Regions from separate parts of the Homo sapiens genome. Here region 2 is linked to region 1. A link is a contact called in ENCODE POLR2A ChIA-PET data. All regions are on one chromosome and are shown on one strand. Each heading gives the region's core, a stretch centred on a gene start or an enhancer-like site at or near the end of the contact. The rest is flanking DNA. Distances are from core to core; before and after follow the strand shown.

Region 1 (5,006 bases), core at 600-3,099:
CCTCTTCAAACTGTTAACCAATTTCTTACTTTCCCTTATGCTCTAGCTAAGGACACTCAGTCTATCCTATCTCCCCTTCCTCACTTTCCAGTGATTACTAAACCAAGCCACCTGGCTTCTCCTACTAAAACTCAACATATTCGCTTTAGCAAAAATCACCAATTAATTATCTTCTAATTGAGACTATCAATGACACTTTTTCATTCTTTTCTCACTAAAAAGCAACTGCATTCGACATTTATCCATTTGTCCCTGCTTCCTAAAACTTTACCCTTCTGATTTCTGCGGTCTCACATCCTTCTGGCACTTGCCCATCTTCTTCATGGCCTCCTCCGACTTTCCCTTAATATCAATGCTTCCAAGCATCTATACTTGGCCCGCTACTCTTTTGACCTTATCCTTTGAGTAATTTCTTCCCCGCTCCTAGTTTTCATATGAAGAAGACTCCCAAATATTTATCACTAGTCCAGATCACTCTGCCATACTCTATGCATATTCATATATCCACCGCCTCTTGGTCATCTCAGGTTGATGTTACACAACCACATCAAATTCAGTGTAAACAAAATTTAAATCTTACATCTGCCTATGTTCTCTATTTTAAATGGAGACACTCCTACCTATATACACCCCAGGAGTCATACCTGACTGGTGCCCCTTTCCCACATATTCAATCAATCCAGCCTTAATGACTGTATGGCCTAAATATTTTCCCAGTCTATCCCATCCTCTTACTCCTTGCCCTAGGTCAGACCTTCTTAATCTATTAACAAGACTATTCCCACAGACTCCTAGTCTCTGGCTCAAGTCTTATTCTTTTCAAATCCATCCTCCATAGTGTTGTCAAACTGATTTAATTTTGTGGTCACTTTTTTACTTAAGGCTTTTCAATAAATCCCCCTTCCAAGCTCCAGGGTACTCAAGGTTTTCATTTTCTGGCCTCGATCTACTTCCCTTGCTCTCTTCTTACCACTCTGCCACATAACTAGTGATCCAGTAATAATGAACACCTTGTAATTCTAATTTACTGATTTATCTCCTTGGCCCTCTAACTCCTATTCATCCTTTATTTCAAGTGTCATCTCCTCTGGAAGCCCTCTTAAAGGCCAACATCCCCAACCCCTCAGGTAGATTAGATTTCCCTTCCACGTGCTCTCATATTTCCATGTGCATCTATCACTGCACTTACCGACGCTCTTTTGTCATTCTACGCCTATGTGTCTGCTCAGCCCTTACTCTAAACAGTAAGCTCCTAGAGGGCAGAGATTGCTTACATCATCGTTACATGCCCAGCGTACCGATCTTCGACTACATGCATTCTGAAAACGTTTCTTGAATAAATAAAACACTCTTCTCAACTTCTCCATCATCTAATCCCCACCACCATCCCCTCCACTGAGCTTGATCCGCAGATTCCAATACTTCAAACACCAGCCTGAGCATTTGTTAGCTGTCTCTATTCTCCGCTAGACGAAGAGCTCCGGGAGTGAGATGACCGGTCATATTCACCTGCCTAACTCCGGTACTTGATACACGGGCAAAAGAATGAAAAGTTTAAGCAGGCCGAGGGGTTTGGTCTCGGACTTCTCTCACACACACCCTCCGCCAAGCTCACCCCGCCCGAGGACTGGGGACGCGTGACCCGCGCAGACCAGCGAAGACCCCCGAATCCCAGCTTCCTCGGGCTATGCAGATCACCTCCACCCACTCCACTCCACTCCAGCGTCCTCTTCCGTCGGAAGTTCCGGAGGGCGCTACGGACTCACCGGCAGGCGGAACTCCAGATGCTCCTGCGCCATGAGGAGCAGATACCTGTTAAGGGTACACGACAGCGCCATTGCAGCTGCCCACCGTGCGCCTGCGCGGCCCGCGCTAGGTCCCTCTTTCTCCCTCCCAAAGCCCAGTCTCCACAGAGACAGAGCCTGAAGGGCCGGAAGCGGAAGCTCTGCGAGGCAGGCGCTATCCCGACGTTTCTCGCGCTCCGAGTCCGAAACTCCGGCCGCTGTGGGAGGGGCTTCCTCACCTGTGAATGCCTGGTGGTTAGGGGTCTCCCAGCGCTGGTAGCTGGTGAGCGGGGACGCGTGGCTTTCAGGAGCAGCCTGTGATAATAAGACAGTATATTTCCAAGTTATCGTTCCACTTGGAGTGTGCTTCCAGCTTTCTCTACAGCCCTTCAAAACCTGTTCTTCAAAATTGGACTGAAATTTCACCATTTCCTTGGAAATTTCACCATTTCCTTGTAGGTTTGTCTAACCAGCACAGCTTTGGGAACTGATTTAGTTGGGCCAGTCATTTAACAGTATATTTTTCGTATTTATGTAACAACTTTTCGAGAGCACATGCCTTATAACCCAATTATAATAAACTCTTGAGGTCTGATATAATCTTTTATGGTTCACTCTATTCTTAACAAAAACCAAAAGAATATCTTCCTCAAAGTAGGCAATAATTATTAGGTTGTGTTATTTGTTAGACTCAGGACTAAATCCACAGCCAGCCATAAATTAAAACTTGGAGAAAGCTCACACTGGCACAGATTTCATAGCAGATAGTTTATGAAATATATTTTAATTGCATATTCTATGTATATATGTGACTTTTTTTTTTTAAGACAATCTTGCTCTGTCACCCAGGTGAGTGCAGTGGCGCAATCATAGCTCACTGTAACCTTGAACTCCTGGTCTCAGGGGATACTCCTACCCTAGTCTCCCAAAGTGCTAGAATTACGGGCTCAAGCCCTCCCTCTGGGCTATTTCTGCTTTTGAGAGTACCGAGCCCTTTGCCCTATTAAAAATTATTTATTTTGCATTTCTCTGTGGTATTGTACAAGGTGCAAAAGAGTATGTATCTGGCATATCCCCAGCGGCATGTGCCAGAAACGTAGTTGATGCGCAGTGGTAGTGATTAAGAACATAGGCTGTGGTGTCAATATTAGATTCAAACCTCACTTCCACCATTTACCATGTATATGCTCTTAACCTCTCCGAGCTTGAGTTTTCTTTTAAAAATGGAAAAACACACTGCCTCCTGCAAAGGATTGTTACAAGGATTAAGTGGAATAATGTTCATAAAGTGTTGAATATAACATCTGGCATATTGAATGGGGCCAATAAGTGGCACTTGACATTTTTCTTAAGAAAATCACATGAGAATTTTTGTTAGCAAGAGATCTGTTTTTGTTAGGAATATGTCTCAAGTTCACTTGTGCTAAGTGACTCTGAGAAGCATAGCTGTCTCTTGACCCCAAAACTTCAGAAAAGGGGGTAAAAGTACTTTGAGACAAGAAAAGTTGTTTACTATTTGAGAAGAGAGGCCAAGGTTGGGACAGAAAACCAATGAGATGTTGGGGAAATGATGTGCAGTACTTGATATGCCCCATCCCCAGAACTTGTCAAATCTTCAGCAAAATTAATATGGAATTTTGATGGGGCAACTTTATAGAGAATATCAAAGAATTGCTGATTTTCATGCCTGGATTAATATGATGCTATATAGAGACAAATGAGACTACAAGGCCTGGAGAACCCAAATGGAATCAGGTGTCACTGATTTTTCACCCAGCTCCTTTGTGCTACAGTTCAGGACTAAATCTATACTAAATCTCCACCTCAGAAACCAGCAGGAGAGTATTTACATCATGAATCTAAATTGTTGGATACCTGGTCTGGAGAAGTAGAGATTAACCTTGCACAGGCCACTAGAGTTAGTGTGGAACTACTGTGACATCAGTGAAACTGCCTTTGAGGGACTCACAGCCAGACCTGTTCAAAGTTCTTGAGCTTACAAGAGTGGTTAAGAAGCAGCAGGAGAATAAGGACTTTGGAATTTGGTGATCAAACTGCATCCAGAGACTTGCTTTTTTTTTTTTTTTTTTTTTTTTTGTACTGTAAGGAGCAAGGAGGTTCATAGTCTGGCTTCTGGGAACTGATCCAAAGTTCCATCCATGTTCCATCTTCTAGGGCAGACCTCTTAGAACCTGTCTCCTTCTGTGAGACAGCTGTTGTGCAAACGTTAAAGCCTCTGGTATAGGCCGCCTGTTACTAAAAAATCAGAGGACATTCCTGGGAAGTAAGGATCAGAAATTGGAAAGGGGAATTTTGAGTTTTGGTTTTAATATGCCACTTAAGTATTGAGGCTAGTAGGACACACTCAGAGAAATGAATAGAAAGTTAACAGGTCCCAGCAGCAGAGGTCACATGTAATATCAAAACTGCCCATGCATCTATCTCAGGCTGAACATCTAACACTTGAAAAGGGTCTAGGTATCACAGAGAACCATAGGGATTTGTACACCAATAAGAGGGAGAAAAGTTATCTTCATATGTATTAAGACTATGATTTTTGCAATTAGTAAAAAGAGGCTTCTGAATAGTTTTGAGAATAAAATTTTATTGGAATAAGTTATATAAGAATTGCACAAACTTTACTGCAGCAGAGCATTACTGAGGTTTGAATTTCTTGATGTCCCAGAGGGGTCTCCCCTCTTGTCAATCTTAATGAAAATAATTTAGGAAAAGAGAGAAATAATACTGCCTACTCTAAGGAAACAAGCCTGTATGAGTTGGAATTCTGAGGCACCAATTCAGACTTAAGCAGCTGGAGTTGATTTAAGTATGACTCAGCTACTTGAGGTCAAATTTCCAACAAGATCCCCAGAAGCAGAGAAATGTAGATCCCATCCTCTTTTCTAAAGACTCCCCAAAACAAACTTGAAGCCCTAGTTACAAACGATGCCCTCTAATTTGCTACCTGGAAAGCAGGTTCTATGCATAGAAAAATATGTGCAGGGAAACAGGCTGGAGACCCAGTAAGTCTTTGAATGGGATGCCATTTATTACTTCCCTTGGCAGAACTTGTGAACCAGAGGTAACAAAGATTACAGTACATTTGCCTCATTTGAGCCACGTCTTTTGTCCTCCTTTCCTTCCTTAAATCAGAAGCAATCATGATTTCTAAACAAAGAAAAGCTTCTGGCAAGTCATTTAAAGTAGGTATGCCTGTCATCT
Region 2 (5,006 bases), core at 1,102-3,601, about 21 Mb before region 1:
CTAATATAGTTCATACACAACCAGGAAAAGTAATTCTATACTACTAGTTTAATGTATAGTAACCTAACAGTTTTTACAAATACATAACAAATGTAGACTATGAGAGAAAAAGTATATCAAGAGAAAAAATTTATCCCCATGCATTTTTCAAGAAAACGCTCTAAAAACTGGTAGAAATATTAACCATTTATAACTATTCATAGAAAATTAATTTGCTACACTTCTGCTAATTGTTTTTCTACACGGACATGCCAAAAACAACCAAATTCAGATTGAAATCCAATCTCTAATTTATTAGAATAGGTCATAAGTTCAATATCTACCATGCATAATATTTTTAAAAGTAATTGTCTTTAAACCTCATCCTTAACATACCTCATTCATCACACCAATAGTATAGAAGCAGATATATTTTTCCTTAGAAACTTCTATCTCCTTACAAATAAAATAGTTATCATAAAAAAACTTTAGACCTCTATTTGGATATATGTTTAGCTACTATAAACTAGGAGCTGAGAAACATCACAGCAGTATATAAGCTGAATTATAATCAAGGGAAAAGCCAACACATGATTTCTCATAGTATATATCTAATCACACCAACAGGAAAATAAAAACTTTCTTTGGAACTAATCAGCAACACAGAAGGACTGGGGAGAACAAAGTAGAAGTTAAAAAATAAAATTAAAGAAAGGATACAGCCTTAAAGCACCAGTCTGAGTTCCCACTGCCAGGATCTTCTGTACAGGATCAAAGGCCAGGGCTGAGGGTTGATAGGGAAATCCATGGCGAACAGTCTAGGGATGGGCAAGTGACATCACAGCAACCAAGGCAGCAAGCGAAATTTTAAAATAGAAAGTCAATAGAGGCGTTAGAATTTAGAACCACTACCACTGATGCAAAACACATACACATGCACTTACTGCTTTTGAAAAAATAAGTGAAACCTACATTAACAAAGTTATTCACATAGAACCTGAAACAAACAAAAATCTAGTCCAGTGATATACTTTAATTTCGCTTTTCCATAATACTGGTATTCCATAGAAGAAAATCTTTTATTAATATTCTATACTACTACATCCGACACCAGATGACTAAAGTTTGCAATGGTCCAAAATTCTGTAAACCCATTAAATGCAATTCATACTTTATTTTGGCAGTATTCATTTCATCATTACTTTATTTGGATGCTAACGCAAGTACTTCTAAGGAAAAGCTGTCATATAATTACTTTAGTCAAGCATTCAGTAGAGCAATAATCAAACCTCTATCCCAACATTTTACACTTGTAACAGAATGAAGATGAGTACAACATACATTTTTGCAATTTACTATTAAGGCCATAATCATTTTAGGGCATTAGACCTATATATATATATATATATATATATATGCACACTTTTAATTAACTCTGACATACAAATACATGGCTATTTATGAGAAAGGCAGGTATTAAAACCGAGGCAAGTTTGTGTTTCTCATTAAGCAGCTGGTGACTTAATTCGCTGCATCATTCTTTCTGAATTACAGAACGCTATGGCAATTATCGTGCCATTAACAGGCAAAAATCTCAGTACTTTTTAACAAACATAATGATAAAAAGAACCCTGTGATTTCATATCGTAAGCCACTTACACCACATTTTAAGGGAAAAGTGATGAGCAAAGGTGTGGTAGAACAGGTTTGGCTTTTTGATAAACAACATTCATTAGACACCGTTTCCAAAGGAAACTTCGAAGTTGGTGAATCATATTAAAACGCTTGAATATAAAAGCTTCCAGGTTATTACTGGCAGTGTCAGAATACGATTAAAGGTCGGATAATAGTTTGAAGCAACCTTGAACTGATTGCTGCATGTGCAAAGGGGAGAGAGAAAAATCAATGAAAAGGAGTAAGGTATCAATCTCCAAAACAACCCACCGAAGAAACGTTTGCCAAGGGAGGAGCGAGCCTTTTATTAGAGTTATTATTATTATTATTGGCGTTCTCTTCCCTTGCATTCCCATGTAAAGCCCGAGTAGCCCCCTTAAAACAACCCCAATTTTTCAATGACGGTGTCGCGGGGCTGCGCGCTCCGTTCACCTTGCAGAGCTGAAAGTGCTCGGACTGGAGCGTTTCCTGGATCTCCGGCTCCCGGTTCCCAGGCGGATGCTGCTGCTGTTGCTGCTGCGACGCCGAGGACGAGCCGGCGGTCAGGCCGTCCAGCACCTTCCTGATGTTGAATTTCCTCATGGTCTCGGAGGGGCTCCCCCGCAGCCCGGGAGGGGAGGCACAGGGGGTCCCCGGGCGGGGGAGACCACCCGGGGCCGAAGGCAGCTTCGACCGCGGAAACGGAGGAGTGGGAGTGTGAGGGTAAGGAGGCAGCTGGGGGGAAGCAAAAGATAATCCGAACAGGAAATACTGCGACGACAAGAGCGGCGGCCGCAAGAAACCTGGGCGGCGACCCCTCTTCCTCCGAGGCCGCCGCTGCTTGGCGCGGCTGCTGTGGTGCCGATTCAGCCGCCGCCGCCGCCGCCTCGCTCCGCGGCCCGGCAGCAGCAGCAGCAGCAGTGGCGGCGGCGCCCGAGCCCGCTCAGCCCAGCCTCACCTGGCCGCGGGCGGACTCTGCGCCGCGCCGCCGCCCCGGCTCGCCCCCGGCGCCGCCACCGTCGCCGCTGCGTCCATGGCCCGCGGCCGCGCCGCTGCTCGCCCGCCCCGGCCCCGCAGTCCCTCGGCGCGTCCTCCGGCTCCTTCTCCTCCTGCCGGGGGTCGCCGGCTCTCTGTCCGCGGCCGCCGCTCGGCCTCGCACACAAGGCGCCTGGTGTGGGTCCCCGCGCCGCCTGCCTCGCCCCGCCTCGCTCCTCCGCCGCTGGACCGGCCCGCCCTCGCCGCTCCCGAGCCCGGCTGCGTTCCTCAGGCGCCGCCGCGGCCGTCGGCTCTCCCCGCCCAGCCGCTCCCCATCGCCTGACAGGGCGCCTCGGCACACGGCACCAACGCCCGCCCGGAGCAGCAGCGGCAGCCGCGGTTACAGCGCGGGCCGCGGCGGTGGCGGCAGCAGGGCCTCCCAGGAGCCGGGCTGCGGTACCTGCGCATGCGCGCCGCAGCCCGGTTCCCCCACCCTGGCCCAGCAGGCCCCCAGCCCCCCAGCCCGAGCGAAGCTGGGGCTTAAATTATCTTCTGCGAAAATCCCAGACGCTGGCTAAATTTCTCCCACCCCAGTCGAGTTGCCAGAGTATGCAGCTGCTTCTCTTGCAGCTGGCATAGTAAAAATGTTGACGACTAACAAGCAGCAGGAAACCTTTCTTTCCAATTCAGTCATTACAGCAGGGGTTGATGCTTTCTCGCCGTTAATGGGGTGCACGCTCCTGGCCGCTGGCTGCAGTATTATTTTTCTTGCTTTATTGACGGGCGTTGTTTTTGTTTGATTGGATTTGAGTTTTGAAAAAGAGCGTCTAGACAACGATATGTCAGTGGCAGGAGGATGATGGACTTAGGTACTAGGAAAAGGAGAGAAACCTAGACGGGAAAAAACGGGTTCTTTCCTACAGCTGTTACTGTTGGTGGAACGTGTCTGGTCTTAGCAGTTAGCTGCTGGGATGGAAGAGGCTGCCAGCGGGGAACGGTTCCAGGGCCGGTGTCAGCCCGGGCCGATGACACTACCCCGCACCCAGCCCCTCGCCGGGGAGGAGCGCGGGTGGCAGGAAACGCCGCGCTGCCACTATTTTTCAGAACCTTCAATCTGCCCTGACGCTGATGAGCCACTCAGTAATGCCCTGGGAGCTTCACTCTAGAACGGGGAAAGGGGGATAGGATGAAGTTTTTGCTCAGATCTTTCCGAGGCCGCACTGCCCATCTCGCGTGAATGCTTGGAGACAAATGCCTGGCTCAAGTTGGAAAAGACAGACAAGAGATTGTGCCGGGGAAACCCCCCGGAGAGTGCGTTCAACAGGACAGGTGGACGGAAGCACAGGTACTTGATTAGGAAGGATGTGGAAATAGGAAAGACGTAAGGAAGGAAGGAAGTGCAGGAAGACTAATCCTAATTCGGGGAGAGGGGGACAGGTTCCTAGCGAATGACTCCTCGCGCGCTCTGGTCTGCGGAAAAGCCACGGAACCGCCACAAAGGGTTTTTTTAAGTTCCAAACCTGTCAGAAGCACCCGCCCTCTTCTTTGTGAGGTCGGCTCCCTCTCCTTTAGGGAAATTCTCGTCACCCTATTGGTTGAGTTAACCAGCATTCAAAAGCAGTCAGCGAACCAACTACGACTGGGCCCAGGGATTTCGGGAAATGTAGTCCACTCTGCAGCTTCCGCATCCCAGGACGATGTCTTGCATTTGGAACCTACAAAATTTTGATTTGTCGTTTAATATTTATTGAATTAGTTGATTCGCTGGGTGCAACGACCAAGAAAACAAATGTGAGGACATTCCTAAACTATTTCCAAGTGGCTCTGAATTTTTTATTAATTTAGTTCTCTAACATTTTGTTGTCAGGCGGTGTGCTAGGTACTAAAGACACGAAAATGCAATCCTTGCTTTCAGCAAGCTCACTACGGTCTAACGGAGACGACTTTTAACATAAATAGTAATTGTAAAACGATGTGATGAGTCCAATGATGGAATAATGAAGGAGGACGGCAGAGGGCCACTTAACTGGCCAGGAAGGCTTGGACATGGTGACGCCCACCATAGATCATGCCGGATAAGGAGGAGCAGACCTAGCGAACAGGAGGCAAAGACCATTGGAAGACAATGGGGAAGAGAGCCTCAGAATTACCTTGAGAGCTTTTTAAAAGTACATGTGATTCCACAGGGGGAAATTGCAAAACAGACAGATCACAACCCCATAGAATTGTATGATCTGCCTTTTTACTTACCTAGGTCTAAAATAAATCTATTGGATAATTTTTCATCATTGGATTATAAAACTTTCTAGAAAAAAAAGACAACTTCTTGTTGAGAGGCTTTGTGGTGTAGTGGGAAAATATAGGCTTTGTTGTCAGCCAGCCATGAACTTCAGTCCAGG

Evidence for each region. ChIA-PET counts read pairs that join two places held with the same protein, here RNA polymerase II (POLR2A).
Region 2: POLR2A ChIA-PET joins it to region 1 with 11 read pairs in activated B cell. The contact joins the promoter of STXBP5 here to the promoter of TRMT11 in region 1. POLR2A ChIA-PET finds 5 or more read pairs at or near these places in 2 of 52 experiments (HEK293 and activated B cell).

What each region holds. Positions count from the first base shown.
Region 1 is chr6:125,983,383-125,988,388 of GRCh38, reverse strand. It overlaps TRMT11 (tRNA methyltransferase 11), which reads right to left and starts at 1,849. Exons shown (of 13, transcript NM_001031712.3): 1 at 1,767-1,849. The coding sequence starts at 1,838. RefSeq lists enhancers at 966-1,795, 1,329-1,818, 1,796-2,626.
Region 2 is chr6:147,201,762-147,206,767 of GRCh38, reverse strand. It overlaps STXBP5 (syntaxin binding protein 5), which reads right to left and starts at 2,351. Exons shown (of 28, transcript NM_001127715.4): 1 at 2,086-2,351; 2 at 700-797. The coding sequence starts at 2,235. STXBP5-AS1 (STXBP5 antisense RNA 1) reads left to right here and starts at 2,154. Exons shown (of 11, transcript NR_034115.1): 1 at 2,154-2,355. It overlaps LOC124901422 (a long non-coding RNA gene), which reads left to right and starts at 3,197. Exons shown (of 2, transcript XR_007059803.1): 1 at 3,197-3,952; 2 at 4,475-4,892. RefSeq lists silencers at 2,209-2,398, 2,569-2,648, 2,669-2,718, 2,749-3,168.